Linked DNA regions of Homo sapiens: region 1 is linked to region 2. Evidence: chromatin contacts called from ENCODE Hi-C or POLR2A ChIA-PET data. All regions are on one chromosome and are shown on one strand. Each heading gives the region's core, a stretch centred on a gene start or an enhancer-like site at or near the end of the contact. The rest is flanking DNA. Distances are from core to core; before and after follow the strand shown. Region 1 overlaps LOC105374257 (a long non-coding RNA gene). Region 2 holds the start of ETV5-AS1 (ETV5 antisense RNA 1).

Region 1 (3,741 bases), core at 858-3,357, 59 kb after region 2:
TAGAACCATGCTGGGGTGGGGGAGGGTGCAGAGAGTGAAGAAAAATATGAAAATAAAAGAAAAAAGCTGAAGAAGCAGACTCTGGGTGTGGGTAGAGGTTGAGAAAAGCAGAATGTGATGGGAAAAGATGGAGAAAAAGTAATAGAACTGCATTGCGACATATTAAGAGATTAGGGTGCAGTGCCTGACAGATTGACATTCTTTTTTTTTTTTTTTTTTTTTGAGACAGAGTCTCTTTCTGTTGCCCAGGCTTGAGTGTAGTGGCGAGATCTCAGCTCACTGCAACCTCTGCCTCTTGGGCTCAGACGATTCTCCTGCCTCAGCCTCCTGAGTAGCTGGGATTACAGGTGTGAGTCACTACGCCCAGCTAATTTTTTTATTTTTAGTAGAGATGGTGTTTCACTATGTTGGCCAGGCTGGTCTTGAACTCCTGACCTCAGGTAATCCTCCCGCCTCGGCCTCCCAAAGTGCTAGGATTACAGGTGTGAGCCACTGTGCCCAGCCCAGATAGACATTCTTTTTTTTTTTTTTTTTTTTTTTTTCTTGAGACGGAGTCTCGCTTTGTTGCCCAGGCTGGAGTGCAGCGGTGCAATCTCGGCTCACTGCAAGCTCCACCTCCCAGGTTCACGCCATTCTCCTTGCCTCAGCCTCCCCAGTAGCTGAGATTACAGGCTACAGGCGCGCGTCACCACACCCACCTAATTTTTGCATTTTTAGTAGAGATAGGGTTTCACCACATTGGCCAGGCTGGTCTTGAACACTTGACCTCAGGTGATCCTCTCGCCTCGGCCTCCCAAAGTGCTAAGATTACAGGCATGAGCCACCATGCCCAGCCCAGACAGACATTCTTTAAAAACAAAATATTCACTGATGAATCCATTAGTAAGTGTGTGAATCACCCTATCCAGCCCCATTTTACATGTAGGGAAAGTGAGCCGTAATATGACTTGCCCACATCCCTATTGCCAGTTGGTATGAAGGGAGCACCAGAATTGGCCTTGCGAGAGAAGTCCAGTGCTGAGTGGAGGGAGATGAGCACATTTCCCTGGACGAGGATGTGTGGGTAGGAAGTGCCCTCAGGATGTGGCTTCGAAGCTCAGGAAAGAGAATGAGAATGGCCACAGCTAAGGCCTGCGTCTTCCTTCCCTGGCCCTGCCTCAGAGCCCCAGGCCTGGAGTGACTGACGCGGCAGAAGGGAGCCGGGCACGGCAAAGGGCCTCATGCGTTTCCTTTCCTTTCGTCAGTGGCAGTAGGAGAAACAAATCCTGTCATACAACCGTCCCTTCTCCTCTTGGGAGCCATGCAAAATATCCACTGAATTTGAAAGTTGGGTTCATGAATGGCTTTTCCTTGCTTTTTCTCTTTCCTCGTTTCTCTGAGTTCCTGAGTGTGGTTTCCAAAAGTTTCTCTTCTCCTTTAAGAAAATGGAGTCTGGGAATGGATGGGACTTCTCACCAAGTCAGTCGGAGGCAGGATGGATTTCTTGCAGATGACCTACCTTTGAGACTATCTGACAGATTTCCCTAAATGTCCTTTTATTTCCCCTTTGGGGGAAGATGGGAATTCTCATCGATTAGGTTGGTGCAAAGGTAATTACAGTTTTTGCCATTAAGAGTATAAGCAAAACAGCAATTACTTTTGCTCCAACCTAATATTTTGTCTTTCCCTCTGCCCTAGTCCCTGCTCACAAACATCTCAGAAAGGACCTTCGAGCTGGAGTCCTCCGAAATGTCACACAGGCGTGGCCCCCAGCTCCCACTCTGTTTCTATCCTTGCTCCCCTGTGGTAACCCACAGCGGTGTGGCCCCATCACAGAAAACAGCCGAGTGAAGGGGGCTCAGCACATTCAAGTGAGCTTTGTCTTTGGAATTCTTATTTTCCCCCTTAGGAAGTTGGGCCACTTTTAATCACTGGGAAATAGGAAGAAACTTTGTGCTTCCTCTTTCCTACTACAAAACGACTGATGAACAGTAGTACAAATAGGCCTCTCTGTTCTGAGGAGATAGAGAAACAAAAAGTCATGTTGCCTAGGCGAGGCAAGCACAAGTGTGCAGAGACCTAGCCCAGCATCCATCTCTGGGAAGGCCTGCCAAGAGCTCTTATATAAGCTGCAGTGAGCTCATGTGTTTGATCAGCAGATCCTGGGCTTCAGGGCCAGGGGTTAGGCTGGAGGAGGGAGCTTAGAAGAGATTGTGTTCTTCCAAAGAGGGGGCGATCTGGGAAGAAAACATGTTCCTACACTCAGAATGATGGAGGCAATTTTCATCTCTGTGCCGTCAACATAGACTTCCTTTTCTTCTGGTGTCAGTGTCAGGAGAAGAGAAGGTGATGCTTGGTGTTATGAACTCCATGGTGTGAGGAAAGGGGTGGCGAAGGGAGGGGTGGTGTTTAATGATTCAAAGGCGGGCAGATGCGCACTTGGGGTATGGATAAGAAAGCTTTCCTCTCGATGTGTAGGAAGTCAGGTAGGTGCCCGTGTAGCTCCACCGTGCACAGGCTGGGAATCTATCAGGCCTTGGTTTCTAGTTGTTACTTCTCCCTTAGGCTGTGCTTAAAATGGGAAACACGTTTCGTTCATTGACTGAGACAGGCTGAATATTCTGGCACCTGCTATCACTCATTTTTGCCTGCTTTTCTTTGGTTTGGCGGAATCACTGAGCTGGTAGACCTTTGCACCACCCACCTTGCCCACCATCTTGTCCGGAACATGTGCAGTCAGCCCATCCTGATCCCAGCAGCTACGCACAGAGCAAGTGGAATGATACCTGCTTTCCATACATTTTGCCTATTGAAAAATTCTCTCTTACCCTGCATAAATGAGCCAAAGCTTTTCAACCAGGCTTCCCAGATGTTCTCTCGGGGGTTGACACACTTCCAGATCAGTCCTGCCCTAGTGGAGGGGAGTATCTGTACATCACAGCAGCCTATCCACTCCCTGAGTCTAGCTTCCTATTCTTCACGTGATGGCACAATAACTAAAACTGTTTTTTAGCTGAATAAATAAATCTGCAGACATGGTGTTCTATTGTTTTACCTGTTCAAAATAATATTGTGCCCAACCACTCTGTAACTACTAATGCTTTAAACAGCTTTTTATTTCAGAATTAAGAACTTGCATTTTTCAGGTGAATTTCTTCTTCTTTCTTTCTTTTTTTTTTTTGAGACGGAGTTTTACTCTCAGGCTGGAGTGCAGTGGCACGATCTCGGCTCACTGCAACCTCCGCCTCCCGGGTTCAAGGGATTCTCCGGCCTCAGCCTCCTGAGTAGCTGGGATTACAGGCACGCACCACCACGCCCGGCTAATTTTTTTGTGTTTTTTCAGTAGAGATGGGGTTTCACCATATTGGGCCAGGTTGGTCTCGAACTCCTGACCTCAAGTGATCTGCCTGCCTTGGCCTCCCAAAGTGCTGGGATTACAGGCGTGAGCCACCGCTCCCGGACTTTCAGGTGAATTTCTGACTCCTCCAACTGTTTTGCATTTTTCTGTCTGGCATCATTAGTGCTTATAACACTTTCCGATTTAGTGTCTTTTGAGAATTTAGTTCATGGGCTGTTTGCTTTCCTGTTTCCAGAAGAATCAGAAATGTTTCAAATACAGCTAAGACCGTCTTTGGTTCCACCCAACACTTTCTCCTCATGAGTGATGGTAATGTCCTGATGAATTTCTGCTTGGAAACAACTGGACTCAGTCAGTTGAGAAATGACAGAGCTCATATGCACAACACCTTGAAGCCTTCCTTC
Region 2 (3,289 bases), core at 300-2,799:
CTCAAAGTGTGACAAGACTATATCCAGGCCCCGCCCCAGGCCCACACACTCTATCTCTGAATGTTAACAAGGACTCTGCATTGAAAATCCCCGCTCCACACTCCCATGGGGACTCCTGTGCACTTTCAACTTTGAGAGGACAGCACTCTTGAGTGGAAATCCAAGTGCCCAGTGTTGTTTGTAATCGATTTGGTCACCTACAGAATTCCTCCCCCTTCACCTCAATTACCTCAAGGATCTCTGTATCACCCCAGTGTGTGTGTGAGAGCTTTGAATTTTAGACCCATCAGTCTCAAAGGCAGAGTATAACAAGAAGTAAGTCCAAAATGCACAGGCAGACTTCAAGGAGGAATCACCCAAGAAAAGAAATACCTGCATTCTGGTTCCCTCCTCTCTTCCTTTCAACACCCACGGGCAAATAACTCATCAATCCCAGGAATCCAAAACTCCTTCCTTCTCAGGGGGCTGGGTGGACTGGAGACAGGCTTATTTCACAGCTGAGACTGGGGCTACCCATCTCCCAATTCTCCAGGAGAACTAGGATATTTGTCTCCCAACTCAGTTAACTGTTAATACAGTATGTTACATAAGCCCCTTGGATAAAAAACAAGGATTGAGGGGGAAATATTAGATAAAGGAATTTTCTTTTACAGTTCATGGTATAACAAATAGAAGTTTGCTAAGAGTTTCAAATACTGAATATATACTCGACCCCACACTTCCTCCCCAATTTCCCCATAACCCTTGCAGAAAATCAGCAAGATGCTGTTTAAAAACACCAAAAAACCATTGAAATAAAAATGATATCTAGGCCAGAGTTCACAAATTGGCAGGCCTGCAGGGTGATTTTGCCCAGAGAAGTTTTGTTTAGTCTGCAGAGGTGTTGTTTTTAATTTGAATTAGTTGCCAACTTAAAAAAAAAAGTCTACAATTTTTACATAAAAAACCAAGTAACCAAATTCTTCTGCACAAGTACAGGTTGTTAGTACAAGGTAACAATTGCCAAAAGCTCAGCGGCAGCTGTGTCCTCCAGATGAGTCCCCGGTGGCAATAGAGGCCCACTCCAGAGCCAGCCCCCCACAACCCCGTCAGTGCTCACCCCTTGAGCCCTGTGTAACACAGGCGTTCGTGTTCCTTGGCCTAACCAAGGAATAAACAGCAACCAGCCATATTTTGCCGTTCTTAATGGTGACTTTCAGAGCAAAACGGGAAGGGGATCAGAACCAGACAAAGGGACCTTATTTTTTCCCCTGCATTTCATCTAGAAATAAAATGACCTCCAAGTAAATACTGGTAGGCATCTGGAATGGACCAGGCCTGGGAAAGGTATACTCATATATTCTTCCCACTCCCGCCCCATTGTGGCCCCCACACCGATCCACCTAACACAAGATAGATAGATATGAAATACCATGGCCACCATCTTGCATCCTTTGGTAATATTGTTGACAACTACCCCCCTATCCCAGAGAAACTTGAAATAAAGACAGGCCCCCAGCACATCTTCTATAAAAGAAGGCCACAAGCATCCGAGATTCTAGAATACCACAGATAAAGAGGTCAGGTTTGGAGTGTGCAGAGAAGGTTCCCTTCACACACTTTTTTGACAAATGAATGACTCTGGACAAGTTACTCCTGATGCCTCAATGCCTGTAGAAATGTAAAAACCACCTGCAGTGTAACCAGGAGATTTCTATTTCAAAAGCAGATGTACAAATAAGGTCCTTAGCTAATCTCCTACTGTTAAAACATGTTAAAATCAGATAAGTAATATTACCTTGTATAAATCAGCAATTGTCCCTTATATGTAAGTGAAATGGTAATAACTGAAGTTCAATTCTATTAATAGTAGGCAGCATCCAATGAGGAGTCAGGAACCTGCCCTCAGTGAGGGACAAGACTATCCTGGCAAGTCATTCTTCCTCTAGTTCTGTGAGACGGGAGAATACCAGTTACCTCTCCCTTACCTACTTTATAAGGATGTCGTAGTCCATCAACCATCTGGAGTACCTTGGGAACAGGGTGGTATATAAACAGTCATATTCGTATTATCATTAGTCTTGCCTCACAAGCTGCCTCAATGTAATGATAACTTTTTAGGAACCTGGTAAATAAGACAAACTGCTTCCCCTCTCCCAGTGAGAAAGGATAGGAGTGAGGGAGACAATTAAGGAAGAAGCCCAGATCAACACCCACCTCTGTTCTGATGGATACTGGTTTTCAGGCATCATCTTTGGCATCTGCAGGGGCTGATGTGGTGGTCGGGGGACCGCAAATGTTTGCTGCTGTGGTCCAGGCTCTGGAAGCGAATGGGGGGCGGGGGCGGGGCCCACACCTTGAACTGGGCCAGCTGCAGGGGCATGCCCTGAGGTGGGCAGAGTTGCCTGAGGTGGGGGAAATAGGGGATTCTGATGGGTGGGTGAGAGGGGGGTTGTAGGAGGGGTTAATGGCTTGAACCCAGAGGGAGGCTTCCTATCATAGGCACTGTAAACAGAAAAAGAGAAGGAACCATTAAGCTGAAATGAAGCCATTAGCATGGTTACCAGGTCCAGCAGAAAGCTAGTTTGCAGCCCATTGTTGCCAGGAAATAACAGCATTAACATAGTTAAATCGCTCGTAGCCCCGAGGGGATATTTGTACCTCTGAAAAGTGACAAACACACTGCGTCACAGGGACTTGTTTAACACTTCTAGTGATTTTTCTCAAGGATAATTTTAGCCTCTGCTTCCGGTTTCCTTTTTCCCTCCTTCTAAAAGAATTCTCCGTGTATGCCTGTGTAGGGTGGGTGGGTGAGGGGAGAATGTATGTTTGCCAGGTGTTCTCTGGTCCCCTCTCCCAACTATTTCCAGGGTTCCCAGGAATTAGTCAGAATATGTGTTGAAGGTCTGTTTGTGCTGTGACATCATTTGAATTAACAACTCTTCTCCTCCCCCTTTCAGGCAAATCTATGTTTATCTTCTAGAGCAAAGAATGATTTAAAATTAAAGCTTCATTCCTGGGGCCTGGATATTCTTAAGTAAAGGGCACAAGCTTCAAGACTTTTTCATATATTCTGATTTGGAGATTACTTCTCTGGTGCTTAAAGTTCACATTAACATATGATAGACATGAAGAAGTATATATTACCTGCCTCAAAGCCACAGATCAAGTATCCCAGGATTGAGACTCTTTCCCTAGAAGGACTGGGTACCCTATGAACTTAGTGCTCTGTAGAGCCACAAGGTTTTTAATGGTTTTCTTTTGTGTGCAGTACAATGATCCCAAGGGGACTGGACTACACCCGGAGGAT

What was found. A loop is a pair of places that touch in the nucleus more often than their neighbours do. ChIA-PET counts read pairs that join two places held with the same protein, here RNA polymerase II (POLR2A).
Region 1: a loop to region 2 is called in a map of chondrocyte, with 2.1 times the contacts of the local background. The contact joins the enhancer-like site here to the promoter of ETV5-AS1 in region 2. A Hi-C loop is called at or near these places in 2 of 168 maps with a recorded cell type or tissue (chondrocyte and tibial artery). POLR2A ChIA-PET finds 5 or more read pairs at or near these places in 4 of 52 experiments (OCI-LY7, Panc1, WTC11 and 1 more).

What each region holds. Positions count from the first base shown.
Region 1 is chr3:186,136,369-186,140,109 of GRCh38, forward strand. It overlaps LOC105374257 (a long non-coding RNA gene), which reads left to right. Exons shown (of 3, transcript XR_001741051.3): 3 at 3,573-3,741. Among named protein-coding and RNA genes, the nearest start is that of ETV5, 29 kb to the left of the region's middle. Within about 2 kb of position 2,108, at least 2 of the 41 ENCODE cell types and tissues checked have a DNase peak (open chromatin) inside an H3K27ac peak, as active enhancers do.
Region 2 is chr3:186,077,621-186,080,909 of GRCh38, forward strand. ETV5-AS1 (ETV5 antisense RNA 1) reads left to right here and starts at 1,550. Exons shown (of 2, transcript NR_046594.1): 1 at 1,550-1,721; 2 at 2,940-3,289. It overlaps ETV5 (ETS variant transcription factor 5), which reads right to left. Exons shown (of 13, transcript NM_004454.3): 7 at 2,197-2,484. It overlaps LOC124909470 (a long non-coding RNA gene), which reads right to left and starts at 2,189. Exons shown (of 2, transcript XR_007096205.1): 1 at 1,412-2,189; 2 at 1-594. RefSeq lists a silencer at 1-142.